2 separate regions of the Homo sapiens genome follow, and region 1 is linked to region 2. A link is a loop called in an ENCODE intact Hi-C map of the cell type or tissue named here. Cell type or tissue: HepG2. All regions are shown on one strand. Links, peaks and the distances in the headings refer to the core of each region. The heading gives the core; the rest is flanking DNA. Region 1 has its middle 25 kb from the start of SIAH1. Region 2 has its middle 85 kb from the start of N4BP1.

The links. A loop is a pair of places that touch in the nucleus more often than their neighbours do. Peaks named below come from ENCODE experiments on the same cell type or tissue, not always from the same donor. Only the 100,000 strongest peaks of a DNase experiment are listed, where the experiment ranks them.
Region 1: it touches region 2 in a loop (7-fold over the local background); 3 of 110 quality-filtered maps call a loop at or near these places.

The regions. Positions count from the first base shown.
Region 1 is chr16:48,402,926-48,417,937 of GRCh38, reverse strand. No RefSeq gene overlaps it. Among named protein-coding and RNA genes, the nearest start is that of SIAH1, 25 kb to the right of the region's middle. RefSeq lists an enhancer at 947-1,734. In HepG2, for the core only: no CTCF peak of the experiment used is centred there; a DNase peak (open chromatin) is centred at 7,797; H3K4me3 peaks cover 339 bases; H3K27me3 peaks cover 339 bases.
Region 2 is chr16:48,518,089-48,533,100 of GRCh38, reverse strand. No RefSeq gene overlaps it. Among named protein-coding and RNA genes, the nearest start is that of N4BP1, 85 kb to the left of the region's middle. RefSeq lists a silencer at 4,759-4,935. In HepG2, for the core only: CTCF peaks have their summits at 5,954 (motif pointing left) and 6,419 (motif pointing right); DNase peaks (open chromatin) are centred at 6,430, 6,830 and 8,450; H3K4me3 peaks cover 1,030 bases.

The sequences.
Region 1 (15,012 bases), core at 3,218-11,217, 120 kb after region 2:
TCCCCCTCTCATTCAGTCCCCGAAAAAAATCCATCTCAGTTGAGGGTGCAGGCCCAGAGAAGTGATGCCACTTGTCCCCACCTGCCTTGGCAGAGCAGTTATTCAAGCTCAGGTCTCCCAGCCTGTACCTGTCTGTCTACCATAGGCACTTGGTGAACACTTACCACCAAGAGCTTGCTCTTTCAACAAGGACTTTCATGGGCCTTTCCTCACTCCTAGTTTCTCTTTGGTTCCCTGAAATTGATTTATTCCCCTGCAGGAGAAAAGTCCCAACCTCTTACCATGAATTAGAAGGCCCTGCCCTCTCCCTCTCTCCCTCTCTCCCTCTCCCTCCCCGTCTCCCTCTCCCTCCCCGTCTCCCTCTCCCTCCCCGTCTCCCTCTCCCTCCCCGTCTCCCTCTCCCTCCCCGTTTCCCTCTCCCTCCCCGTCTCTGTCTCCCACTTTCCACGGTCTCCCTCTGATGCCGAGCCCAAGGTGGACTGTACTGCCGCCATCTCGGCTCACTGCAGCCTCCCTGCCTGATTCTCCTGCCTCAGCCTGCCCAGTGCCTGGGATTGCAGGCGCGTGCCGCCACGCCTGACTGGTTTTTGTATTTTTTGGTGGAGACCGAGTTTTGCCGTGTTGGCCGGGCTGGTCTCCAGCTCCTGACCGCGAGTGATCTGCCCGCCTCGGCCTCCTGAGGTGCCGGGATTGCAGGCGGAGTCTCGCTCACTCAGTGCTCAATGTTGCCCAGGCTGGAGTGCAGTGGCGTGATCTCGGCTAGCTACAACCTCCACCTCCCAGCCGCCTGCCTTGGCCTCCCAAAGCGCCGAGATTGCAGCCTCTGCCCGGCCGCCACCCCGTCTGGGAAGTGAGGAGCGTCTCTGCCTGGCCGCCCATCGTCTGGGATGTGAGGAGCCCCTCTGCCCGGCCGCCCAGTCTGGGAAGTGAGGATCGCCTCTTCCCGGCCGCCATCCCGTCTGGGAAGTGAGGAGCGTCTCTGCCCGGTCGCCCGTCGTCTGAGATGTGGGGAGCGCCTCTGCCCCGCGGCCCTGTCTGGGATGTGAGGAGTGCCTCTGCCCGGCTGCGACCCCGTCTGGGAACTGAGGAGTGTCTCTGCCAGACCGCCACCCCGTCTGGGAGGTAAGGAGCGTCTCTGCCCGGCCGCCCTGAGAAGTGAGGAGCCCCTCCCCCCGGCAGCCGCCCCGTCTGGGAAGTGAGGGGCCCCTCTGCCCGGCCGCCACCCCTTTTGGGAGGTGTACCCAACAGCTCATTGAGAACGGGCCATGATGACGATGGCGGTTTTGTCGAATAGAAAAGGGAGAAATGTGGGGAAAAGAAAGAGAGATCAGATTGTTACTGTGTCTGTGTAGAAAGAAGTAGACATAGGAGACTCCATTTTGTTCTGTACTAAGAAAAATTCTTCTGCCTTGGGATGCTGTTAAATCTATAACCTCACCCCCAACCCCGTGCTCTCTGAAACATGTGCTGTGTCCACTCCTGGTTAAATGGATTAAGGGCGGTGCAAGATGTGCTTTGTTAAACAGATGCTTGAAGGTAGCATGCTCGTTAAGAGTCATCACCACTCCCTAATCTCAAGTACCCAGGGACACAAACGCTGCGGAAGGCCGCAGGGTCCTCTGCCTAGGAAAACCAGAGGCCCTTGTTCTCATGTTTATCTGCTGACCTTCCCTCCACTATTGTCCTATGACCCTGCCAAATCTCCCTCTCCGAGAAACACCCAAGAATGATCAATAAATACTAAAAAAAAAAAAAAATGAAATGAATTGGCGAGCTCTTCTAATAAATAACCCCAATCACATTTTTGTTCTTTGAAAAAAAAAAAGAAGGCCCTTCAAGAACCGCCCTGTGCTTCCCTCTTCAGCTTTGCCTTCTAGTTTCACCTCGTGCCCCCAACCCTAGACTTTCACGTCAGTTCAAGTTTAATAAAACTTGAAGAAAAAACAACGAAGACTTATTTTGTGCTTACCATGAGCCAGGCACTATTCTAAGCAGTTTCACCTACACTGTCTCATTTAAAATTCTATGAAAGCCGGGTGCAGTGGCTTACTCCTGTAATCCCAACACTTTGGGAGGCTGAGGTGGGAGGACTGCCTGAGGTCAGGAGTTCAACACCAGTCTGGTCAACATGGTGAAACTCCGTCTCTACTAAAAATACAAAAATTAGCTGGGCATGGTAGCGCACACCTGTAATCCCAGCTACTCGAGATGCTGAAGCAGGAGAATCACATGAACCCAGGAGGTGGAGGCTGCGGTGAGCCAAGATTGCGCCACTGCACTCCAGCCTGGGTGACAGAGCGAGACTCGGTCTCAAAAATAAAAAAAAAAGAAAAAGAAAAAGAAAATAAATATATATATGTATATTTTCTATGAAGGAGATTAAATAACCCAGCCCATTTTATAGATGAGGGAGCTGAGCCCAGAGGGGTTATGAAATTTGCCTGAGGTCATACAGTCAGTGAGTAGCAGTTAGAATTTGCACCCAGGCAGTCTGACTTGAGAAAGTATAAAGGCTTAGCTGATACGTCCTTCAACTCTTGCAAATACTATTTCTTTCCATTTTTTCAGTGGGCCATCCTCTATCTGCCTTCCAGTCTTTGCACTTTATAGTTTCCTGTTCCTAATACACTCTCCATCTTGCCTGATTAACCCTACTCATTGTTCAGATTTCAGCTAAGATAGCACCTCTAGGCTGGTCACGGTGGCTTACGCCTGTAATCCCAACACTTTGGGAGACTGAGGTGGGCAGATCACCTGAGGTCAGGAGTTCAAGACTAGCCTGGCCAACACAGTGAAACCCTGTCTCTACAAAAATATGAGAATTAGCTGGGCACGATGAGGGTGCCTGTAATCCCAGCTACTCGGGAGGCTGAGGCGGAAAAATCGTTTGAACCCGGGAGACAGAGGTTGCAGTGAGCCAAGATCGTGACAATGCACTCCAGCCTGGGCGACAGAGCCCAAAATATACAATACTCTATGAGCATGTATTGTTTGTGTATATATATATATTTTTTAGATGAAGTTTCACTCTTGTTGCCCAGGCTGGAGTGCAGTGGCACAATCTCGGCTCACCGCAACCTCCACCTCCCAGGTTCAAGTGATTCTCCTGCTTCCGCCTCCCGAGTATCTGGGATTACAGGCTTGCACCACCATGCCCAGCTAGTTTTGTTTTTTTTTTTTTTTTTTTGGTAGTTTTAGCAGAGGTGGGGTTTCTCCATGTTGGCCAGGCTGGTCTCGAACTCCCGACCTCAGGCAATCCACCCACCTTGGCCTCTCAAAGTGCTGGGATTACAGGCATGAGCTGCTGCGCCCAGCCATTGTATATTTTAAAATAATTGACAACTGGACACACTGACTCATGTCTGTCATCCCAGAGCTTTGGAAGGCCAAGGCAGGAGGATCACTTGACCCCAGGAGTTTGAGACTAGCCTGGGCAACATAGCCAGACTTCATCTCTACAAAAGTTTAAAAAATTAGCCGGGCATGGTGGCATATGAATGTAATTCCAGCTACTCAGGAGGCTCAGACAGGAGACTTGCTTGAGCCCAAGAGTTTGAGGCTGCAGTAAACTATGATCACACCACTGCATTCACCTGGACAACAGAGCAAGACTCTGTGTCTAAAAAAAAATTTTACTTATATAAAAATAATTGAAGTGTTGATTTTTAAAAATGAAAGTAAGTAGAGTAGTTGCAGACTTCCTAACTGGCTCAGGGGTACTGAGGGGATGGTCCTGGCGGCTGGCCCTGTGCACATTTCAGCAAGTTGGCAGTCTTGCAGTCTTCCCCTCCTGACACTGCAGTTCCTACACCTTCTTAGAATTTCAGGCCATCTCAGCTTTCCCCCAAGTGACTCAGGAAGGGGAGTTTCCCATGCAAGGCTGTTTGCTGGCAACCCACAAGTATGATTCGGAAAGGATGCATCAATTTCAGATCCAGATCTGGCCAATTACACCATCACATTAAGAACAAATCTTAGGCCGGGCGCGGTGGCTCATGCCTGTAATCCCAGCACTTTGGGAATCCGAGGCAGGCAGATCACCTGAGGTCAGGGGTTCGAGACCAGCCTGGCCAACATGACAAAACCCCGTCTCTACTAAAAATACAAAAATTAGCTGGGCGTGGTGGTGCATGCCTATAATCCCAGCTACTGGGGAGTCTGAGGCAGGAGAATTGCTTGAACCTGGGAAGCAGAGGTTGCAGTGAGCTGAGATCACGCCACTGCACTCCAGCTTGGGCAACAGAGTGAGACTGTCTCAACTGAAAAAAAAAAAAAAAAGAACAAACCTTGATGGGAGGTGTGGGGGCAGGCGAGTGGGGTTTAGGAGGGACTCCTGGTTTCTGTTTTGTTGTTCTTTGTTTTTTGGAGTGTGTGTGTGTGTTTACATTTCCACATGATTTGAATTTTTACAATGTGTATACATTGCTTTTGCAAACAGAAAATTTTAAATATATAAACAGTACTTGAAAAACTGCCAGGTGCAACCAGCCTACCCAGGGCCGATTCTGTGTCCTACATGTAGAAGAGGGCCCAGCCCTTTAGATAAAAGGTGTGGCCAGGCACAGTGTCCCACATCTATAATCCCAGTACTTTGGAGGCTGAGGAAGGAGGATTACTGGAGCCCAGGAGTTAAATGACCAGCATGGGCAACATAGGGACCCCATCTCTAGGAAACAAAAATTTTTTAATTGGCCGGGTGCAGTGGCTCTTGCCTGTAATCCCAGCACTTTGGGAGACTGAAGCAGGCAGACCACTTGAAGGCAGGAGTTTGAGACCAGCCTGGCCAACATGGTAAAACCCTGCCTCTACTAAAAATGCAAAAATTAGCTGGACATACTGGTGCATGGCTGTAATCCCAGCTACTGGGGGGCTGAGGCAGAAGAATCACTTGAACCCAGGAGGCGGAGGTTGCAGTGAGCGGAGATCGCGCCACTGCACTCTAGCCTGGCCATGATAGCGCCTCAGCACTCCAGCCTGGGTGACAGAGCAAGACCTTGTATAAAAAAAAAAAAAAGATAAGAAGTGATATGCATCCAGAGAGCTCAAATGTGATTCAGGGGCACATCCAGGTTAAAACCCATGCTTAGGCAAAAGGGAACCACAAAGGATTTTGGGGGGTTTTGGTTTTGTTTTCTATCTAAAAGGAAAACGCAGGACACAGAGTTTTGAGGTGGATAATACAGTGTCTGGTCCTGGGCAAGCATGAGTGTTCCTAAATTGTTCTCTAGGCTTGCCCCAGGCATATTTTAAGTTTCCTGTAAGCATTCCAGGCTTAACGATGGATTTTTCCTAATTCATCCTGAGCACACCCTCCACCCTTCTCCCCAGTCTTTATATCTGTCTTAGTTTGGGCTATTATGGCTAAGTACCTTAGACTGGGTGGCTTATAAACAGCAGCAATATATTTCTCACAGTTCTGGGGGCTAGAAGTCTGAGATCAGGGTCCAAGCATGTAGGATTCTGGTGAAGTCCTTCATCCAGGTTGCAGACTGCCGACTTCTCATCGTGTCCTCACAAGGTGGGAAGAGGGCTGAAGGGAGCTCTCTGGAGTCTCTTTTATGACACTAATCTCATTCGTGGGGGGATCCACCCTCACGACCTAATTACCTCTCAAAGGCCCCACCTCCTATTACCATCATATTGGGAATTTTGGGGGGTGGATGCAAACATGCAGTCCATTGCACCATCATCACAAATGGCATCTACCTAGTGCCCAAGCAAGACACTTCAGTGTTTTTTTTTTTGTTTTTTTGGTTTTTTGATTTGTTTTTGAGACGGAGCCTTGCTCTGTCACCCAGGCTGAAGTGCAGTGGCATGATCTCAGCTCACTGCAACTTCTGCCTTCTGGGTTCAAGTAGTTCTCCTGCCTCAGCCTCCCAAAAAGGTGGGGTTACAGGCATGCGCCAACGTGCCCAGCTAATTTTTGTATTTTTAATAGAGATGGGGTTTCGCCATGTTGGCCAGGCTGGTCTCAAACTCCTGACCTCAAGCAATCCACCCAACTCGGCCTCCCAAAGTGCTAGGATTACAGGTGTAAGCCACTGCACCTGGCCCACTTAAGTATTTTAATTTTTCCTTTTTGCTCACCTCCTATATGCAATCCATAGCTAGTCCTATGGATTTTATCCCCACAATGTACCTCTAGGTTACCTTCTTCTGTCTACACCCAAGCTACAACCAAAGCCCAGATCATCCCTCACCTGGTCACTGCTACAGGCTGTCTGGTCTCCCTGACGCTGATGGTGCCCCTCTCCAACCCCTTGTGGATTTAGCATCCAGAATGCTCTTGCCCAGACACAAACCTGCTTGTCTGCTTACACTCTTGAATGGCTCCCCACCCATAAGATAAAACAGGAGCTCTGTAGCATGGTCTGCAGGACTGTCCCTGAACTCACCTCTTATTATTCCCCATATGCATCCACGGGCACTCTCCACAGGGATTCGTATCGGCACTGTCACGCTTCCACATCTGCATGTGCTTGTACTTCTGGGATCTGATTTTCATCTCCCTTTTTGTCCCCTCACCTCTCAGAATTTTTGTTGTTGTTGTTTTTACACAGAGTCTCACTCTGTTGCCCAGGCTGGAGTACAGTGGTGCAATCTTGGCTCACTGCAGCCTCTGCCTCCCGAGTTCAACCTCCCTGTAGCTGGGATTACAGGTGTGCACTACCATGCCCAGCTAATTTTTGTACTCTTAGTAAAGGTGGGGTTTCTTATAAATAATAATAAGAAGGCCGGGTGTGGTGGCGCATGCCTATAATCCAGCACTTTGGGAGGCTGAGGCTGGTGGGTCACTTGAAGTCAGGATTTCAAGACCAGCCTGGCTAACATGGTGAAACCCCATCTCTACTAAAAATACAAAAATTAGCCAGGTGTAGTGGTGCATGCCTGTAGTCCCAGCTACTTGGTAAGCTGAGGCATAAGAATCGGTTCAACCCAGGAGGCAGAGGTTGCAGTGAGCCAAGATCGTGCCACTGCACTCCAGCATGGGTGGCAGAGGGAGACTTCTGTCTCAAAAAAAAAAAAAAAAAAAAAGAAGAGTGTAGGGCTCGAAAACTAGTAATGCTAATTAACTAACTCTGAGAACATCACATCTACCACCCATCTTTCTCTAACCATCTAATTTTGTTAGCCATAAATACATTTTTGAGCTGCTTATTCCTGAATCCAACTCTTGCATAAATTGTTGTGAACAAATACATGCATTGCTCAGTTCTATTGAACCACATGTGAAGACGGTGGGGAAGGCTGGTGGTCCCAGACTGTTTTGGTGCTCTATTCGGGGGTAGATAATTTCCTGAACTGGGCCTAATTGCTTTGGCTGCCAAGTAACAATTTGTTTTTAGTGGAAAACTTGGCCGAGGCAAGGCTTGTGCAATTGTGCCCTCGCCCTTACCTAAGGAATTCTGTGCACAGAGGCTGTCCTGTAGCTTCTGAGGTAGTCATGTGTGTAGACACACACCTGTAATTAGTGTTCAGGAGGTGCAGAGGGAGGTCACAAAATCCTTGTGTGAGTGCCAAGGAAGGGGCAGGACTAGAGAAGGGAGGCTCCTGGCCTGCACTGGGAGCTCAAGGGCAGAGCCCACTTCCTGGATGTCACCCACGCTTGAGCTCTGAAAGACCCCAAGGAAGCCACCTCGCTGATGAGGAAGGGCGGATGAGAGGAACGCTGAGGGGGTAGAATGCATGTGGCTTCTGGCAGCCTCTCTCTGAGGATTGCTCAAGTGTGTATGCCATGAACCTTGGCCTGCTTCTGATTTGTTGCTGCATATTGGATAGTTAGTATGTGCAGCAGCCTGGGTGACTCATGAAAGTGACTGATAAGCCCTCTCTCTCTTTGCAGTAAGGGCAGATTCTAGCATTTGAGTCCACTTTGGGAAGGGTGGTGTGTGAGGTCAACGTAGAATATTCCAGGCTGGCCAGGCATGGTTGGCCCATGCCTATAATCCCAGCATTTAGGGAGGCCGAGGCGGTTGGATGGCTTGAGCTCAGAAGCGTGTCTGTAGTCCCAGCTACTTGGGAGGCTGAGGTGGGAGGATCGCTTGAGCCCGGGAGGAGAAGATTGCAGTGAGCTAAGATCAAGCCACTGTACTCCAGCCTGGGCAACAGAAGGAAATTCTGTCTAAAAAAAAAAAAAAAAAAAGATATTCCAGGTCGTCTTGAAGTTCTCTCTTGACAAAGTTCTCTTAAGTTCCATCTAACAAACAGTTTTGTCTATTTGTTTTTATTAAAAGGAGGAAGAAAACAAAGAGAAAAGAAAGCTCTTACTTTTCCCTCCTAGGATTATAAGAAACATTACCCAATTTTAAAGGACTTCAAATTCAAATGTTGAAAGTCAGATGTTAAATAAGGTTTGTAGGCTGGGCTTGGTGGCTCACGCCTATAATCTCAGCACTTTGGGAGACCAAGGTGGGCAGATCCCTGAGGTCAGGAGTTTGAGACCAGCCTGGCCAACATGGTGAAACTCTATCTCTACTAAAAATACAAAAATTAGCCAGACATGGTGGCACACACCTGAAGTCTCAGCTACTCAGGAGGCTGAGGCAGGAGAATCACTTGAACCCGGGAGGTGGAGGTTGCAGTGAGCCAAGATCACACCACTGCACTCCAGCCTGGGTGACAGAGTAAGACTCTGTCTCAAAAAAATAAAATAAAAAATAAATAAGGGTTTGTAGAGATATCCTATAAACATAGAAGTTTCTCCAGCTCTAACATTTTAAAATTCTATGAATCTCAGATTTGTGTCACTCCAATATGTCCAGTAAAGTAGAAGGAAATATGACTTTGAAATTCACTAAAATGAAAAGATGGAAGCTGTATCTTTGCTGAATCCATGTCCTGAAATAGCTTTATAGGACAGGTAAAGCATTTCTGTTCATCTCTCCAGTAAATACTCGCATCTTGCAGCTGCCTCTCCGCGACCAGGGAAAGGAGAGCAGGCTTCCCAAGGAGGAGTGAAGTGGAGTCATTTCACAGGCACCCAGCCTCCCCTCACCCTGTTCTCTTTCTTCCTCTACAGTTGCCTTTCCCTGCAGTGGGACTGGCAGCCATCCAACACTTCTGCATTCTTCCAGTTGTCTCCCTTGTGTGGCCTTCCTTAGCTGCTTAGCACCATGACTCCACAAACCCACAAACACACAGCAGCCATCAGTTTAGTCCACATTTCTTAGGCATTAAAGACCCAATCTGGGCCGGGCGTGGTGGCTCATGCCTGTAATCCCAGCACTTTGGAAGGCCGAGGTGAGCGGATCACCTTAGGCTAGGACTTCGAGACCAGCCTGGTCAATATGGTGAAACCCCATCTGTACTAAAAATGAAAAAATTATCCAGGCATGGTGGCACATGTCTGTAATCCCAGCTACTCAGGAGGCTGAGGCAGGTGAATTGTTTGAACCTGGGAAGCCAAGGTTGCAGTGAGCCAAGATGGTGCCATTGCTCTCCAGCCTGGGTGACAGAGCAAGACTCTGTCTCAAAAAAAAAGACCCAATCTGACTCCAGTTGATGTGTCCAGATTTACCTCCCCAAAACAATCCCCTTATCCAGCCTCCATTTCCCTGTGCCCCTCCAGCATGCATGCCCCCTCTCCTCCCCTCTCCACACTCCCTTTCTCCTCCCATCTCCTGCATCCAACTGAAGCACTGCCTTCTCTTTCTGATGTGCCCCTACACCGAGTCTCAATTTTTCCATGCATGCTTTTTTTTTTTGAGACAGGATCTCACAGTGGTGTTATCACAGCTCACTGCAGCCTCAACCTCCTGGGCTCAGATGATCCTCCCACCTCAGCCTCCCAAGTAGCTGGGACTCTAGGTGTGCACCACCAAGTCCAGCTAATTTTTTTTTTTTTTTTTTTTTTTGGAGAGACAGTGGTCTCACTATGTTGCTCAGGCTGGTCTTGAACTCTTAAACTCAAACCATTCTCCAGCCTCAGCCTCCTAAACTGCTGGGATTACAGAGGTGAGCCACTGTGCCTAGCCTTACTTCTGCATTTATTCAAATGATCGTGTTCTAGTCACCTCCCTGGTGAGATGGTAGATTCCTTGAGGGTAGGGATGAAAGCTCATGCATTTTTCTATTCTCCACTGAACTTAGTACAGGAAGCAAAACAATATATTTTTTAATGGGTGAATGAATTTGTAAAAACTTTTTATTTGGTCCAATTACTGATTTTCCCCCTCTCACAAAACAAACTATTTTTTTGTAACACAGGAGGAAGAGGAGGGACTAATATCTGAAATGTTTACCTGGCCCTGAAATTTTCTCTCCTTTTATTTGATATGAGAACTTATCTTTGTCTTTATAATAAATTATATCTTATTTTTAGTATTAAAAAATCTTCTCAGCTGGGCTCTGTGACTCATGCCTGTAATCCCAGCACTTGGGAGGCTGAGGCGGGCAGATCACCTGAAGTCAGGAGTTTAAGACCAGCCTGGCCAACATGGTGAAACCCCGTCTCTACAAAAATACAAAAATTAGCTGGGCATGATGGCAGATACCTGTAATCCCAGCTACTGAGGAGGCTGAGGCAGGAGAATCACTTGAACCTGGGAGGCAGAGGTTGCAGTGAGCCGAGATGGTGCCATTGCACTCCAGTCTTGGTGACACAGTAAGACTCCGTCTCAAAAATAAAATAAAAATAAAAATAAAACCTTCTCATTATAGGCCAGGCGTGGTGCTGACACCTGTAATCCCAGCACTCTGGGGGACTGAGGTGGGTGGATGGCTTGAGCCCAGGAGTTCTAGACCAGCCTGGGCAACATAGTGAGACCCCCATCTGTATAAAAAATTTAAAAATTAGCTGGGTGTGGTGGTGCATGCCTGTTGTCCTAGTTACTTGGGATGCTGAGGAGGGAAGATCGCTTGAGTCCAGGAGTTTGAGACTACAGTGAGCTAAGATCACAGCACTGCACTGCAGCCTTAGCAACAGACCAAGACCCTGTCTCAAGTAAATAAATAACTTTTTATTATAAAGTCATACAACAAGTTATTTAATAAATTATAACAATACACAAGCGTGTTGTGTGGGAACAAAATTCCCCCACCCCAGGTTGCTCTTTCAGGATTATGAAAGAGAAACTCCATGATGCTGCCCAGAGCCATGGATTAGGGGGGATATCGGTCTAGATGAGCGTACAAAACGTACTACCCACTATGAGTGCATATGGCAAGACCTTTACTTCCCAGATGGAAGTTCCCTGAGCCTAAGGAATCCATCTGACTTGTGCAGCTTCTGAGCTCGCTGGATCTGTTCTATTCTCTGTGCAGTGGGGCTGACCATGGTGACTATCTCATAGGGTGGTAATGATACTGCAGGAGCATGGGAGTTGCTCAGCACAGCATCTGGCCCAAAGCAAGGGTTCAACCCATGTTTGCAGTCAAAATACAGCATGGCCCAGAGAACAACGTTGCTTGGACACCTGTAATCCCAGCACTTTGGGAGGCCGAGGCAGGTGGATCACCTGAAGTCAGGAGTTCAAGACCAGCCTGGCCAACATGGTGAAACCCCATCTCTACTAAAAATACAAAAATTAGCCAGGTGTGATGGCTCATGCCTATAGTCACAGCAACTCCGGAGGCTGACGCAGGAGAACCACTTGAACCCAGGAGGCAGAGGTTACAGTGAGTTGAGATCACACCACTGCACTCCAGCCTGGGCGAGATAGCGAGAAAAAAGAAAAAAAAGGTTGGAGAGCAGAGACTGAAGGCTGAGGGGAGTGCAGCATGGCTTCAACTGTCCTTCCTAGCATGTTTGACAGAGTCAGTGACTTGTAATTGAAAGTGGTAAAGAAATAAAGGAGATAGGGAGGCTGAGTGGTGGAAAGAAATGAACTTCGGACCCAGACAGACCTCAGTGTGAAGGCCAACTACATGACTGCCTATTTGTAATGACTTTGGTTGCATTTCCTGAACCTTATTTCCTCATTTATAAAATGGGCAAACAGTATACCTGTATACCAGTATACCTAGATTGTGAGGATTCAACGAGTTAGTGTGAAGTGGCTGGCACATGGTAGTAGATATCTAATAAATGTTAACAGTTTTCCTAGAGCGAGCTTTTGTTTTTTTGTTTTGTTTTGTAAAGTTTGTGTAAACACACAGAATTAGAGCTGAAAGGAGTTTCTAGGCCAAGACCTTCAGTTCCCAGATGGGGAAACTCAGAAAGAAGGTGCATGACTTGCCTGAGCTGTTTTCCAGCTCCCAGGCCATGGTCTGGCCCCCATCCCCAGGGGTCACTGTGACCTGGCTCCCCTGAGCCAGAAGGAGGCCATCTGAGATCCTCCTCTAGGGAAAGTTGGAGAAACCTAACCCTGCTGGGAGTTTTGTCACCAATTAGTTTAATGGACTCTTTTGTGTGGACCTGGCCAGGGAGCAGGAGGGGACAGGATTTATTTGCCTTTTCCTTTCACTACCTGGGCTTCCCAAATGCACATCCTTATGTTGACTTTGAGGCCCTCAGTGTCAGGACATCTATGCTTGCCCACCGCTATTGCTGTAACAAGGTTTTGAAGGATGCCAGGTGCATAATGTCCTGCCTTGTGTCTTTCTCTCTCTCTCTCTCTTTTTTTTTTTTAGGCAGAGTCTCACTCTGTCACCCAGGCTAAAGGGCAAGGGTGCAATCATGACTCACTGCAGTCTCCAGCTGCTGGGTTCAAATGATCCTCCCACCTCAGCCTCCTAAGTAGCTGGGACTGCAGGCATACACCTCCACACCTGCCTAATTTTTGTATTTTTTTGTAGAGATGGGGTCTTGCCATGTTGCTCAGGCTGGTCTCAAACCCCTGGGCTCAAGGGATCTGCCTATCTTGGCTTCCTAAAGTGCTGGGATTACAGGCATGAGCCACCACACCTGGCCCTGCCTTATTTCTTAATACCCAGAGGAAAAAAAAATGTGACCACTCAGATCTTGCACTCATATTTTTTTCTTCCTTTTCCTCCAAATTCAACCAAGGCAACATCTTATACTCTTTCCAAGAAAAACAACAACAACAGCAGCAGCAGCAGCAGCACCACTGTAATTCTCTAACATAGTTTTTTAAAAAATCACACAAAAAATGATGTGAAAGATGCTAAATTAGACTTGCCTAATGAGATGCCTACTTACCCTGGGTTTTGCTTCATGTCTCAGCCCTGGGCACTCTCAGTCATGGCCTTTGGGTCTTGCAACACTTGTCAAGCTCAAGCTCCCAAAGGAATTCTAGAAATCTGTTAGATCCTCCTCGCACCCCAACTCCCTTCAGTACCCAGTGTTCAGGATTAGTGGCAAGGGCCTAGTTTTTGTTTTGTTTTGTTTTGTTTTTTTGAGACGGAGTCTCACTCTGTTGCCCAGGCTAGAGTGCAGTGGCACTATCTCGGCTCACTGCAACCTCTGCCTCCCAGGCTCAAGTGATTTTCTGCCTCAGCCTCCCGAGTAGCTAGGATTACAGGCGTGTGCCACCACGCTTGGCTAATTTTTGTATTTTTAGTAGAAATGAGGTTTCGCTATGTTGGCCAGGCTAGTCTCAAACTCCTGAACTCAGGTGATCCACCAGCCTCAGCCTCCCAAAGTGCTGAGATTACAGGTGTGAGCCACTGTGCCCGGCCTGGCTTAGTTATTTACTACGTGAATAACTCATTCTCTTGGACCAAGCATCTTGCAGGGGACTGAACACCCCAAATCTATTTTCATGTAAATATCCTGTGCTTTTCCACTACATTGTATTCTATCAGGTGAGGATGAACAGAAGCTTGCACCATTAATAACTAGAGAAAGAAACAGGTAACCCGGGCAGGGGAACCCAGCATTTTTTCTCTTTGTGTTTAGAAAATCACCTTGGTTGGCATATTCAGCCAGCAAGAAAGAGAGGATCATCAGGCACAGTGGCTCACACTTGTAATCCCAGCACTTTGGGCGGCCGAGGAGGGCAGATCATGAGGTCAAGAGATCGAGACCATCCTGGCCAACATGGTGAAACCCCGTCTATACTAAAAATACAAAAATTAGCTAGGCGTGATAGCTTGTGCCTGTAGTCCCAGCTACCTGGGAGGCCGAGGGAGGAGAATTGCTTGAATCCGGGAGGTGGAAGTTGTTGTGAGCCAATATTGTGCCATTGCACCCCAGCCTGGTGACAGAGCGAGACACTGTTGCAAAAAAAAAAAAAAAAAAAAAAAAAAAAGGATCAAGGAATTATCTACAAAATGGAACCTTTTAAAACTCTAGAATGTCTTAAAGATATCCCCAACACAATGATCCCTGATGCTCTATTTCTATTTTCATCCTATAACTTTCCTTCAAGGAGTCTATAAAGCATCAACTCAAAGTGACAAGAAGTGGACACATATTCTAAGGGAGCTCCCCAGGACAAAAGGAAGATGGAGGAAATGGTCTCTGAAGGTATGTGTGAAGGTGCTAGACAGGAAGTTGTCCCTGCCCAGCCCTGGTCACAAAAAAAAAAAAACCTCTTTCATCCCAGCCACATCACAAACAAAACAGAGACATTTTGCACATCACCAATCAGTCTGGAATGACCTTTATGACTTTGGAATTGTCCTATCTCCTTCTATTCTCCACCATACCTACTTTATACCTTTCTTCAGTAAAAACTTCTCAATAACCTTTGCCATCTGCTGTGGGGAAACCAAACACGGAGAAGTCACAGTTGCTGTGCAATTTAGTTATGGAGACAAGACAGGGAGACCTTTAACAAAGAATAAAAATGAGGGGATGCTGGCCCAACTGTATCCCTTGTGCATATCTAAAAATAAAGGGGATCAGTGTGTAGATGAGTGGATTAAAACAAAAACAAAATAAGAAAATAAAAGTAAAGGGGAAATTAGCATAAGTTCTCTTGCAAAAAAAAAAAAACCAACCTGAGATTTTCTGAAAGTGTACTCTTTAGATTGGCTCTTGAAAGAAATGAGGGCTGGCCATGGTGACTCACGCCTGTAATCCCAACACTTTGGGAAGCCGAGATAGGCAGATCACTTGAAGTCAGGAGTTCGAGACTAGCCTGGCCAACACAACGAAACCCTGTCTCT
Region 2 (15,012 bases), core at 3,183-11,182:
CTCATTTATAGGTGGGAGTTATTAATAAATGAGAAAACTCATGGACACAAAGAGGGGAACAACAGACACTGGAGTCTATTGGAGGGTGGAGGATGGGAGGAAGGAGAAGATTAGGAAAAATAATGCACGACAAACCCCCATGACACAAGTTCCCTTATATAACAAACCTGTACAGGTACCCCTGAACTTAAAAGTTAAATTTGGAAAAAAAAAAAAAAAAAAGGTTGGCCAGGCATGGTGGCTTATGCCTGTAATCCCAGCACTTTGGGAGGCCAAGGCAGGCGGATCACCTGAGGTCAGGAGTTCAAGACCAGACTGACCAATATGGTGAAACCCCATCTCTACTAAAAATACAAAAAAAATTAGCTGGGCATGGTGGCATGTGCCTGTAATCCCAGTTACTCAGGAGGCTGAGGCAGGAGAATTACCTGAACCTGGGAGGCGGAGGTTGAAGTGAGCCGAGATCGTGCCATTGCACTCCAGCCTGAGCAACAGAGCGAGACTCCATCTCAAAGGAAAATAAACGGCTTCACTCATCTTCCTCCTGTACAGGACAGAACAGGACCCTTTTCATTGTATTTTGTTATTTTTAGTTATTTATGTATCTTTAGAGATGGCATCGAGCTACCTACACTGGTCTCTAACTCTGGCCTCAAGCGATCCTCCTGCTTCAACCTCCTAAAGCACTGGGATTACAGGCATGAGCAACTGGGCCAGCCAAGGACCCTTTTTAAAGAGCAGGGAGAGAAAGAGAGACAGAGACGGGGGTGGGGGGTGAGAGGCGTGGAGTGGAGAGAGAGTGTGGAAAGGCAGGGCCAGGGCTCCTGTGCATTGGAACACCTGATTTCCATGGCCGAGGAGAAATCATTGCCCACAGCCTTTGTCATGTTCAGAATTGCCAAGCCCGAGAGCTGGGGGGACCCTGCCTCCCCTAAGGCTTTGACCTCCTGCCAAGGGGAACCTCCAGAGAGCAAATCTATAGAAAACCAACTGGGCACAGCTTTCCAAGAAAAATAGAGCTTTTTTCTTTTCTTTAAAAATTGTATGAAATTGTCAGAATCATATGCCCAGGTGGTGGAGAGAAGTAGCAAAAAGAAGGCAGTTTCATGTTTGAAGTTGGAGTGCTGGAGGAATCGCGGCCAGCTGGCCTGTGCTCGGGATGTCTCTGCAGCCCTCTGCTCCGCTCCCTCTATGGGAGTGTGCTCCTCGCCTGCCCGTCCTGCACTTGGTAATTGCAACCATCTGTTCAGAGTGGAAACTCACACTTCCAGGCCCAGGCACCGCTGCTCTCTGGAGGGTCGTTATAGGGCAGTGAGGGCGGATGTCCCTCCCCGTGTCACCCACAGCCATCTCCTCTCAGTCAAGCACAGCCCAGTTCTGGTTCCAGCTCTGCTGTGGACTCCCTTGGGCTTGCCCCTTCCCTTCTCTGGGTGTCAGGGTCCAAGTGCGCGAACATACGTGAGAGTCCCCACCCGGCTGCTGGATGGGGCGGCTGTGAACCCATGGAGGACTAGGAGAGCACTGTGAGATTTGGGAGAGGCGGTGCTTCAGCATCAGCTCCAGGCCCCCTCTTCCAGGAAGTCTCCCGTGGAGCCCCACCTGAGTACATCAGCCTCTGGCAGCTTGTACTGTCCCTCCGTGCAGCTGTCATTTTTTGGGCAGCTTCTGTGTTCAGTCAGGCACAGGAAGCACATGGCTGTGAGCAACTCGGCATGGCTTCTGCCCTTGTGCAGCTGTGGCTTCAATCACTCAGCTGGCTGGCATCTCCCATTACTCCCACTAGGTTGGGGTACAGGGCAGTGAGCAGGGTCTGCACCTTGAACTTCTACATGTTTCCATCAAGAAACTTTTACTTGCAAGAACAAACACCCTCCCAACCTGGCTGACGCCAGAAGCAAATGTATCAGGAACACCGACAACATCTGCAGAAGCCAGGCCTGGCACCACTGCCGTCACTGCTATCCAGACACCCTCTCCATCTCTGCTGGGCCAGAGTCTAGGCCCAGTTGCCATTCTGGCCCTATCAGGTCTGGCTCTGCGCATCGTGGATGAGCCATGCCCTCATAAGCCTAGATCCCCATATCAGGATGAGAGCTGGGGGCTGACCTCTGAAGGCTCTTACAGTTCCAACCTGCCCTGATTCTTGGAATCTCCTCTTCCATCCAGAGGAGAGGAGGTCAACAGTAGGAAGAATAAGCCAAGGCTGCCTTAGAAAACAAAATGGCATACCTATCTACCCTATGACCCAGGAGTGCCATTCCTAGGTATTTACCTAAGAGCATGAACCATATGTCCACACACACACACAAGACTTGCACAAGAATGTGAATAGCAGCCTTCTTGTTCCTAATAGCCAAAGCTGGAAACAACCCAAGTGTGCAACAGGTAAGTGAATGCATCATGTAACTGTGGAACACCCATACAATGGAATACTATGCAACAGATACGCAGACTAGTACATACAGTATATGCAGACTGCACAGGCAGATGCAGCAAGGTGGATGAATCTCCCAGGCATTATGTTGTGTTTAAGAAGCCAGGCACAAAGAGTACACACTGGATGACTCCATTTATATAAATTTCAAGAACAGGCAAAACTACATGGGAACGGCAGCCAGAGAGTGGGGGGGAGGGGAAGCACGTGAAGGGACTTTCTGGGATTGTGGAAATGTCCTATATCTTGTTTTGCATGGTGGTTATATGGGTGTATACAACTGTCAAAACATCGAACAATTAGGGTCTGTGCATTTTAATGTATGTAAATAATGCTTTAATTTCTTAAAATGATTGCGACCAGAAAAGAAGCTAGAGCCCTCAGAGCAACACATGGGGCTGTGTCCTGCATGTCCAGCCAGGGCCTGCCCTAGGTGCTGAAGAGCTTATCTATCTTGTTAGAAGTTAGCAGTTTCCAGGCCAGGAACGTGAGAGTCCTACTTGGTCATTTTTCACAGGAACATCGTCAAACTAGAGGACCAAGGGAGTGAGGTGGGGAGCTAGGAGGACAGAAGGAACTCTTCTAGGATATCAGCCACAGCCTAGGAGAAGGGCTCATTTATCCTGTGAACATTTATTGAGCATGTACTATGAGCCAGACATTATGGTGGGCACTGGAGATACAGCAGTGACCGAAAGACATGGTTCCTGGCCTCAGGGAGCTTGCTGGGAGAGACAGACATTGAGTTACTGATCACCCCAACAAGCACCTCACCCCTGGGGCAAGGACTGAGGATAAGCACAGGGAGCTCCAAGATCACAAGCCTGGAGTCCTCACCTCACTTGGGTATGGGAAGGTCTCCTGGAGCCCTGAGTTCTGAAGGATGAGAAGACATTAGCCAGGCCAAGAGTGGGAGGGAGAGCATCCAGCCCCCCACCAAAAGTCAGAGCCAAGAGAAGCTAACACAGGAGCCACCAACTCCAGTGTCTAAGAGGGCCAGGCCAGCAACAAAGTGTGAAGAGGAGAGTGTGAGTCCCCATGGTGGAGGGGAGGGGGAAGCGCAGGTGCACTGAGCATGTGGCCATGGAGGGAGGAGGGGAGTTGGTTGTTTTCCTGTAGGATTGCAGGCCTGGTGGTGCCCCCTCTTCCCATTTTCCAGAAAAATGAGAAATCTGAAGTTGTTAACATGTCAACTCATATCAATTTTTAAATCTTGACTCAAATTTTTTGATTACTTTTATAGATTCAAAGCAATCCCAATAAAAATTCCAGCAGGCTTCTTTGGATGAAAATTTGCAAACTGATTGTAAAGTGTATATGGAAGGGCAAAGGACATAAAATATCCAAAAATAATTTTGAAAAAGAACAACCAAGTTGGAGAACTCACACTGCCTGATTTCTAGATTTATTATAAAGCTACAATATGTTATGGGCTTGTTTGTTTTTGTAGAGATGGAGTCTCATTATGTTGCCCAGGCTGGTCTTGAGCTCCTGGCCTCAAGCAATCCTCTAGCTTTGGCCTCCCAAAGTGCTGGGATTATAGGCAAGAGCCACTGCACCCCACCTAGGACATAATGTTATTGGCAAAAGGATGGACACAAAGATCAATGGAATAGATGGCAGTGTCCAGAAATAGGCTCACACAAATATGATTGACTGGTTCTTTTAAAACACTGTGGGCTGGGCACAGTAGCTCATGACTGTAATCCTAGCACTTTGGGAGGCCGAGGCGGGCGGATCACTTCAGGCCAGAGTTGCAGACCAGCCCGGCCAATATGGTGAAACTCTGTCTCTACTAAAAAATACAAAATAATTAGCTGGGCATGGTGGCTCACACCTATAATCCCAGCTACTCGGGAGGCTGAGGCATGAGAATTGCTTGAGCCTGGGAGGTGGGAGTTGCAGTGACCTGAGATCGTGCAACTGCACTCCAGCCTGGGTGACACAGAGCGAGACTCTGTCTCAAAAAACAAAAACAAACAAAGAAATCCCACTGTGATGACAATTCAATGGAGAACGGATATTCTTTTTAGCAAATAATGTGTCCACATGGTGGGCAGGCTCACTTTTAGATGGCTCCCAGGGTCCCTTGCCTTTTGGTGTTCACACCTTAGTGGAACCCCTCCCCTTGAGTATGGGTGGGACCTGTGATTTGCTTCTAATCAATAGAGCCTGACAAGCTACAGGAGGTCATTTTCATGATTATGTTACATTATATAAGATTCCATCTTGCTAGCTGACTACTCCAGACTCTCCTTGCTGGCTTGATTAAGTAAGCAGTTGTGTTTGGGAAGTCCATGTGACAGGGACTTGTAGGAGACCTCTAGGAGCTGTGAGTGACCAGCAGGGAGCTGGAGCCCTCAGTACTCCAGCTGCAAGGAAATGAATCCCACCAACAATCTGAATGAGCTTAGAACAGATTCTCCCCAGTCAAGCCTCCAGATGAGAACAAAGCCCAGGGACACCCTGATTGCAGCCTGGGGAGATTCTAAGAAGAGGATGCAGCCAAACTGTGCAGAGACTCCTGGCCCCACAGAAGCTGTGATAAAATAAATGTGTATTGCTTTAAGCTGCTAAGTTTGTGGTCCTTATGCAGCACAGAAAACTAATATAATCCATAAACCAAAAATGAACCTCCACCTATATTCATATCATATACAAAAATTAAATAGAAATGGATAATGGCCAGGTGCAGTGGCTCACGCCTGTAATCCCAGCACTTTGGGAGGCCAAGGTGGCGGATTACATGAGGCCAGCAGTTTAAGACCAGCCTGGCCAACATGGCAAAACCCCATCTCTACTAAAAATACAAAAATTAGCTGGGCATGGTAGTACAGCCACCCAGCTGTCTGTAATCCCAGCTACTCAGGAGGCTGAGGCACAAGAATCACCTGAACCCAGGAGGTGGAGGTTGCAGTGAGCAAAGATCCACTCCAGCCTAGGTGACAGAGCAAGGCTCTGTGTCAAATAAACAAAAAAAAGTGGATCATGTCTAAATGTAAAACTATAAAGCTTACAGAAAAAAAAATGAAAACACCGAATGTGGGTAGATATATTTGGACAGGGGGTAGCCAACATAGGAGCCCTGATGAGGGTGAGAGTGACGCAGGGAGAGCCTGGTTGAGGCCCATCAGGACTTGGGGTCTACAGTGCCTGAGGTGGTTTGGGGGCCCATAAGGACTTGGGGTCCACAGTGCCTGAGGTGGTTTGGGGGCCCGTAAGGGCTTGGGGTCTACAGTGCCTGAGGTGGTTTGGGGGCCCATCAGGACTTGGCAGTCCACAGTGCCTGAGGTGGTTTGGGGGCAGCAACAGCCTTGGCTCCAGGCTCTCTGGTCCCTCTTGTCTCCTCTCGCTTCTAGCCCCTAGTCCCCATATATTCTTTAGTCTGGTCCCAATCTGGTTGGCTTAGTTGATGCCACCCCATGGGCATCCTTCATAGGTGGCTTACCAGCATTTGGACGCATGGTCCCTGGGTCAGTGCACACCCTGGTGTAATCCATTTCCATCCTTGTGCACAGCCAGCCAGTTGCTGCCTCCTGGTGTGGGCCATGGAAGGGAAGCTGGACAAGAAAGGTCCAGTGAGGAGGAGCACATCAGAAAGGTTTCTTCTCTTTGCCTCAGTCTCCTCTGCTGCCCGACAAGGGGTTGATCCTCTTCCATGCCTGCATTCTGAGGTTACCTAGAGACAGGCCCAGGCTAGGGATCCTGTGGCCCTCTGGTGCTTCCCATGACAACCCTGTGGCCATTAGCCCCTGCCATGCTGCTGGGCTGCAAGCCCTGGCAAGGTGTAGTTGCCAGGAAGCCCCAGCTGAGAAGGCTGGCAAGCAACTCTGTCGAAGGTAGGTGGGAGAGGTGGTAGGGGCTGCTGAAAGCTACCTGGGAAGTGACAGGGCCTATTCCTTTCTAAGAAGCGCCTCCCAGGAAATAGGCAGCTCAGCCTTGAGTCATCACTGATAACCTGGGCCAAGGAGCCACCAGGTGGAGTCAACTCACCATCATCTGTGTGTGTCAGAGGTGCAGGGACCAGGAGAAGGGCGCACTGTCAGGTGAATGAACAGAATGGCGGCTTGTGACCCAAGTGGCACTTGTGGAGGGAAGTGCAAGGGGGTTCCACCAAGCCAGAGTTAAATGGAGGGTGCTGGGCACCCAGATTATGGGAGGTGGTGTCAGGTTTTATGCTCCCTTGGCTGATTCCCAGATCAGTCCCTACACAGCCCTAAAAAACAACCCCCACCTGCATTTTTTCACCTGCAGACCGAGCCGCCAGGGACCACCTGTATTCCGTTGCTTCCTAGAACACTTTGCCTTCCTCTATGCACAGCTTGGCACGTAGGGTTTCAGTGATGTCAACGTAAGCATAGCCTTAGCCCAGCACAGTGGAAGGATCAGCTAGCCAGTGGGTGGGGGCAGCGTGGGGTGGGAAATGTGACTCCTGGAATGTCCAAAGGTCAAGGAAACTTGTTTCAGGAAACAGGCTGACTGTTTCAGGGAATGCAAAAGGTAAATTTCACTGCATTTTATTCGTGGTCCTATAAACATGCCAACGTTTTCATCAAGCTAGAAAATTAGAATAAAGGAAACCTGGAACTAGGGATGGCAGGAGGGCACAGGGCACTCCCTTACCCCAAGCAAGGTCCATGCCACAGCACCCAACCAAGTTATGCTGGGTAGAGGGGAGGACGCCCCCTCCCCTGACCTCAGAAAAAGCCTCAGAGACAAGAAGACAAGGGAATTGGGTGGGAGCCTCCTGGGAGGGTACCGCCTCCAAGGAGAGATGGCGGCAAAGGTGCCTCCTGGGTCACCTAACGTGTCTGTTACTTGTCAGATGATGGTTGCTAAGGTATGGGTAGAGGGAAGCAGTTTGGGGTGGGGGTTGTTTGCGTATTTTGTTGTTTTGAGTCTTAGTCAACTTATATTCACTTCCAGTGACCTGAAGACGTCACGCTGCCTGCTTCCCTAGTGCTGATGAGGGGCCCTGGGGCAGTAACAGGAACCAACAGGTGCCTGAGCCTCAGGGTAACCTGGGAGTCTCCTTGGAGGAGAAACATGTGGGCCCTGTGGGAGTGGGCATGAAAGATGTGAGAGCACAGCCTGTGGGAGGGTGCCAAGGGACAGCACTGCCCATCCTCCAGGTGTGCCACAGGAAGCAGCTGGTGTGTCCAAAACAATGAGAAGAGGCCAAAGGAGACAAAGAGGAGGAAGTGCTGCCAGTGGATCAGAGTCTGAAATCCTCCCTGCACTGGTGGCCGTGGGGATCTACCCTTGGCTGCCACCTACTACTCTCTCCCCCTCCAGCCCCCTATACCACCTCACTCACTGTCACCTGCCGGTTCCCAGAAGGAGGAGACAGGACGTTCTAGGAAGGATTCAAATTCCACCTCCAGGTCACTGAGACAGGCTCCTGCCTCTTACCAGCTTCATTCATTCATTCATTCAAGGTTCATGTTTTGAACACAGAGCCAGGCACCATGCTGTGCTCACTGCTAGGGACAAAACAGTGGGCACAGCAGCCAAGGTTCCTGCCCTCGTGGAGCTAATGAGACGTCACTCAAATATGCATGCAAACAGGCATGGTGACAATGTGGTCAGTGCAAAGAGGAAACCAGTAGGGTGCTGTGAGCATCTCACAGAGGGAGGGGCAGGAGTGGGGAGTCGGCCCTCACATCTACTGCTGTGTAACAAATTACGCCCAAGAGCAGTGGCTTCAACAATGTTTATTATCTTCCACGTTACTGTGGGTCGGAAATGTAAAAAGGACACTGAGTCTGGCCTGTCTCTACTTCATGATATCTGAGGACTCAGATAGAGACTTGAAGGCTGGGTGCTGGGTGCTGGGATGACCCGAAAGATCATTCACTCCCTAGGGGCCTGGCTGGGGCCATCAGAGCTGGCGTTAGCCAGTTCTGGGAAGGTGCATTCCGGGCAGAGGGAATTGCCGGTGGGACAGCTCTGAGGTGTGGAGTGTACTTTGGATGGGGCAAGAGTGGAGGTTTCCTCTTTGCAGTGATCACATTGACATCATGCTGTTTACATGTGCATTTGAGTGATGTCTCATAAGTTCCACAAGGGCAGAGGGAATTGCCTGTGGGACAGCCCTGAGGTGTGAAGGGTACTTTAGAGGAATGAAGACAGATGCACCAGCTCTGCCTGCGTCTGAGAACCCACATGCCTGGGAAGAGGACCCATCCCATCTGAGGGTGCAAGGAAGGCTCCCAGAGGAAGCTGGGTAGGACTGGCAGGGTGGAGCTGGGAGCAGAGGGAGAGGCATTCGGGGGCACGAGCCAATGTGAGCCAAGGCCTGGCTGAGATAAACTACTTGACCTAGAGAAGAAACCTTGTCAAATACCTACAATAGGCACAAGTCCACCTGAGGCACTCCAGGTGAAAATGTGGTTTTCTTGGCATTTCTAAATCACATTTCTTGATCTTCTAAATCAAATTAAATCTGTTTGGAACCCCCATTTGCCAAAGTTGCAGAGACACCAGTGCCAGCCACATTTTGCCCCCTTCCCCATGCTAAGGCTTGCAAGGGCTCCAGGACTTTTCCATGCAGGCTCTCCAGGGCCAGGCCCCTCTGGACTGTCCCCCTCCGGGGACTCCTGGTTAGACTAATGGTTCATTTGAAGACAAATGTCTCTGTGCTTAGGGCTGCCACAGGGGTGTTGAGGTTGACATGGGATGTCACACCACTGCCGCCCTGGCCCAGCCACTCTCGGGTGCTGGGTGTGAGGGGTCCCGGGTCTCCACCAAGGGGAGAATTGCCACCTTCCTGGAATTCAGCTCCTTGGGTGGGGTCCATCCTCTCCCCACCTCTTAAGCCAAAGCCTCTCTGAAGAGTTCTGCCTGGAAAACACAAAGCCCCTCATTTTACCCCATGCTCCTAAGGAAGGTCACAGGCCTGACCTCCGCATTCCGTGGGGACGCACTGACCTCTGTGCAGTGTTGGTAGTAGTGGAAATCAGGCCCTGATCACATGTATAAGCAACTCATCCCGTCGCATCCCCTTGGTGACATTGTGGTGGTACCTCAGTTTCCCCAACAGTGAAGAGAAGGACTGGCCTAACTGTGCTGAAATACCGAGTGATTGGAGTCCTAGGAAGCATTAGCAGGGAGGGGAGAGCTCGCCCCAGGCCTGGTGGGCAGCACCTGCAGACAGTCCATCAGCTGCTCCCAAAAAGGCAGACAGCCACTGCCCAGTGAGAGCACGCCTCACCAGCCAGGGCCAGCCTCCTAAACAAAGGCGGCCTTTTCTTGTCTTCCCATATACCCTTCCAAAACAAAACCCAACACGCTCTTTCCAGCTGTCTGGTTGCCCCTGCAAGTTGCCCCTCTGGATGCCAGATGAGGACACCTTCCCTGGAGCCCTTAGGGATCCTGGCGGACCTGAATCCAGGAGCCAAGGCCTGCTCTGGAGCATGGAGGCAGGGGGCTTGTTTTTATTATTATTTTTTTCAGAGACAGGGTCTCATGCTGTCACCCAGGCTGGAGTACAGTGGCAAGGTCATAGCTCACTGGAGTCTCAAAATCCTGGGCTGGGGAGGGTGAGCAATCCTCCCACCTCAGCCTCCTGAGTAGCAGGGACTACAGGCGTGGGCCACTCTGCCTGGATCATTTTTTTTTTCTTTTTAAATTTTTCTAAAGATAGGAGTCTTACTTTCTTGACCAGGCTGGTCTCAAACTCCTGGCCTCAAGGGATTGTCCAGGCTTGACCTCCCGAAGTGTTTGGGATTGAAGGTGTGAGCCAACACACCCAGCCAGGGAGTGGATTTTAAGGTCTTTGGTGGCTCCATCTTGGGTGAAGTTTGGTGGCAGGGCCACCTCGCTCTTCCCTTGCACAAGATGGGGGAAGCTCAGCCTAGAGCTGGGAGCCTAGGCAGCCCAGTCCCTGGTGAGCCTGTCTTTAGCACTCTGGGCCCTGAGCTAGAATTCAGCTCTAGACTTCCATCCAAGCCTCACCAGTGGGAAGGGCTCTGGCCTGCCCCTGAGTGCCCTCTACATTTGGAGCCCAAGACTCCTCTCTCCTTCTGACCTCTCCATTGTCCTTTTACTTTTTCGTGTCTGTGTCTGCCACTCCACCCTCAGCCGAAAGTCATCCTCTCCCCTCAGTGCTGTGCCTGGAGTCAGGGCATCTTCTCACCGGATCCTGGGCATGCTCTGGGTTTCCAGGGCAATGCCAACAAACTCAGACTCTGTCTTGGGGCCAAATAAAAGCTTCCCACTTATCAATGGCTCCACCACCTGCCATGTGCCTGTTGAACAAGGTGACATCCACGTAAGTCCTGCTGAGTCCCCACCTCACCAAGGAGTCAGTCCAGGCCCAGGATTCAACGCAGGCCCATACACCTTCTCTCCACACATCTTTTCCTGCCCCACCACCCCCAACCCCAGCCTGCACTGCTTCGCTCCCCACCCCGCCCCTTGGTCTATTTGGGTTGGTAGGCGCCTTCTTCCGGGAAAACAGCACATCCTGTGGGTCAGGACAGGCCTCCCTCGAGAGCTGTCTCAGCCAGATGGCCCCCAACCCCAAAGCCTGGGCTGGGGCTTTCCAGGTGGCTTTTCCATAGAGCAGCCTGGTTCCCTCTGAACGCTGCACCCCACCCATCTGCCCCTGGGTAAAGCTGTTGGTGGGGAAATTGGGCCCCACTTTACCCGCTGTGGATCGAGAAACTCCCAGCAACCTCTGCTCCTCACTTCCCTTCTGCAGGACTGGAAATTGGGGTCCCCCCTAGGTGAGTCTCCCACCTTAGCCCCTAGAAAACTGTCAATTCCTGGGAATAAGCCAGCCCCATAGTAGGTGGGGTTGACTCCTGGGAGTACAGATTTCCACCTGGGACCCCCTTGCCTCACCACTCTGTCCTCTCCAAATTCCCTCTCCCAACCTTTGGAAGATGGTCTCAGAGTCACCCATGGTGGCTCCACAGGGCCTGACTGGTACGTGAAGACAGGAAGAATCAGGCACTGAGTCCCATCCTCTCTAGTACTCCCTTTCCTGTTTCCACTAGGACATTTTTGTGCATCGCATTGACTTGGTCGACAAATAACATCAACGATGAAATGGTTACTGAGCACGTACTATTTGCCAAGGGACACCGATGGTCCTGCCTGCAACATTTCAGTTAAGTTTGGAAACAAGCAATCAATGGAGGAATGAGCTGGTTCCAAGCTCCAAGTTCGAAGAGCTGGTTCCAAGCCTAAAGTTCGAGGTTCCCAGCCTGGCCTCTGCAAGCCAGTCTCCAACATGCTCCCTAGTGGGCCACATTCTTCCTCTGCTTAAAGCCCCTCAATGGGCTGGGCATGGTGGCTCATGCCTGTAATCCCAGCACTTTGGGGGGGCCAAGGCAGGTGGATCACCCGAGGTCAGGAGTTTGAGACCAGCCTGACCAACATTGTGAAACCTCGTCTCTATTTGAAATACAAAATTAGCTGGGCATGGTGGTGGTGCAAGCCTGCAATCCCAGCTACTCGGAAGGCTGAGGCAGAGAATCACTTGAACCCGGGAGGCAGAGGTTGCAGTGAGCAGAGATCGCGCCATTGCACTGCAGCCTGGGCAACAAGAGTGAAACTCCATCTCAAAGGAAAAAAATAAATAAATAAAAGCCTCCAATGGCTCCCCGTTTACCTGGGGTAGAGTCCAAATTCCTTAGTGTAGACTATAGGCCCTCCCTGTTCCTCCTGGCCTAGGTACCTGTTGTCCCCTCTGCAGGGACATCTCTCCACTCCACCTGCTTTGCTTGACATGCTCCGACTCCTCCTTTAAATCACTTTCTCCAGAACAGCTTCTCCGTAGCTCCCAGGCCACGTTACCAGCCCTCAGCGATGTCACCTGAGGAACTCTTCCGTGGGTTGTATCTGCTTGTTCATAGCTCTGTTTCTCCCCCAGTCAGTCTTTCTCACTGGAGGAACTTTAAATCAGCTTTTTTTTTTAAATGGAGTCTCACTCTGTTGCTCAGGTTGGAGTGCAGTGGTGCAATCTTGGCCCACTGAAACCGCTGCCCACTGGGCTCAAGCAATCCTCCCACCTCAGCCTCTCGAGTAGCTGGGACTACCAGTGTGCACCACCATGCCCAGCTAATTTTTGTAATTTTAGTAGAGACGGGGTTTCACCATGTTGGCCAGGCTGGTCTCAAACTCCTGAGCTCAAGTGATCTGGCTGCCTCGGCCTCCCAAAGTGCTGGGATTACAGACATGAGCCACTGTGCCCGGCTACCACCCCCAGAGATTCTGATTCAGCTGTCTGGAGTATGGCCTGGGCAGGGACAATTTTAAATCTCCTCCTGTGACTGTAAGGTACAACCAGGCTGAGAACAGCCGCACTAGACTGTGAACGCCCTGAGAGCAGCTGAGCCTTATTTATCCAGGTTCCCAAGGTCTGAGCTTAGCAGGCCTCCCTCCGCATTGCTGGGATGAACAACATGGCCCCAGGTAGTCCAGGGAGCCGAGATGGGTGACTGCTGAGTGCTGGGAGGCAAGAAGGAAAACTGCCTGGCATTCCTCTGCCTTTTTTTTTTTTTTTGAACTTTGTTTTGTCTTTAGAGACAGGGGTCTCACTATGCTGCCCAGGTTGAACCCAAAGTCCTGGGATCAAGCAATCCTCCTGCCTCAGCCTCCCTAGTAGTTGGGACTATTGGCATGCACTACCAGGCCCAGCATTTAAAAAATTTTTAAATTAGTAAATGTTATTTCTTAGAACAGTTTTGGGTTCACAGAAAAATCGAATGGAAAGTACAGAGAGTTCCCATATACACCCTGTTCCCACACATGCCCAGCAGCCTCCCTCACCATCAACATCCCCCAACAGATTGGTACATTCATTAAAAGTGATGAACCTGCCTCCACACACCATCACCCAAAGTTCATAGTTTGCATGAGAATTCATTCTGGGTATTGTGCATTCTATGGGTTTTGACAAATGTATAATGCCACGTGTCCACTACTGCAGTACCACACATTAGAGGAGTTGCCCTGCCCCAAACGTCCTCTGTGCTCCCCCTGTTCATCTTTCCCTCCCCTTAACTTCTAGCAACCACTGATCTTTTTTTTTTTTTTTTTTTTTTTTTTTTTTTGGAGACGGAGTCTCGCTCTGTTGTATAGGCTAGAGTGCAGTGGTGTGATCTCGGCTCATTGCTACCTCTGCCTCCTGGGTTCAAGCGATTCTCCTGCCTCAGCCTCCCAAATAGCTGGGACTACAGGCAAACGCTGCCACACCTGGCTAATTTTTTATATTTTAGTAGAGATAGGGTTTCACCATGTTGACCAGGCTGGTCTCGAACTCCTGAGCTCAGGCAAACTCCTGAGCTCAGGCAATCTCCTGAGCTCAGGCAATCCGCCAGCCTCGGCCTCCCAAAGTGCTAGAATTACAGGCATGAGCCACCACACCCGGCTGCAACCACTGATCTTTTTATTGCTCCCATAGGTTTGCCTTTTCCAGAATGTCATATAGTTGGAATCATACAGTAAGTAGCCTTTTCAGATTGGCTTCTTTCACCTAATAATGTTCATTTAAATTTCTTCCATGTCTCTCTGTGGGTTCATAGCTAATTTCTTTTTAATGTTGAATAATACTCCATTGTTTGAATGTACCAAAGTTTATTTATCCATTCACTACTGAAGGACATCTTGGTTGCTTCCAAATTTTGACAGTTATAAATAAAGCTGCTACAAACATCTGTGTGCAGCTTTTTTTGCTTTTTTGAGACAGGGTCTCACACTGTCACCCAGGCTGGAGTGCAGTGGTGCAATCATGGCTCACTGCAGCCTTGACCTCTCAGGCTCAAGCGATCTTCTCACCTCAGCCTTTTGAGTACTTGAAACTACAGGTGCACGCCACCACACCCAGCTAATTTTTCAACTTTTTTGTAGAGATGCGGTTGAGCTGTTTTGCCCAGGCTGGTCTCGAACTCCTGGGCTCAAGCAATCCTCTCGCCTTGGCCTCCCAAAGTGCTGGGATTACAGGCCTGAGCCACTGCACCTGGCCTATTGCAGCATTTCGTGTGGGCATAAGTTTTCAGCTCCTTTGGGTAAATACCCAGGAGTGCAATTGCTAGACCAAATGGTGAGATGATGTTTAGTGTTATAAAAACCTGCCAAAATGTCTTCCAAAATGGCTGTACCATTTTACATTCCCACCAGGAGTGAATGAGAGTTTCTGTTGTTCCACATCCTCATCAGCATTTAGTGTTGTTTGTGTTCTGGATTTTGGCCATTCTAATAGGTTCATAGTGGTATCTCATTGTTTTAATTTGCATTTCCCTGATGACATATGATGTGGAGCATCTTTTCATATGCTATTTGCTGTCTGTATGTCTCCTTTTGTGAAGTATCTGATAAGGCCATTGGCCCATTCTTAAATAGCATTATTCATTGTCTTATTGTTGGGTTTCAAGAGTTCTTTGTATATTTGGATAATAGTCCTTCATCAGATATGTTTTTTGCAAGTATTTTCTCCCAGTCTCTGGCTTGTCTTGTCATTGTCTTGACATTGTCTTTCATGGAGCAGAAGTTTTTAAATTTAAATCAAGTCCAGCTTATCAATTATTTATTTCATGGATCAGGTCTTTGGTGTTGCATCTAAAAATTCA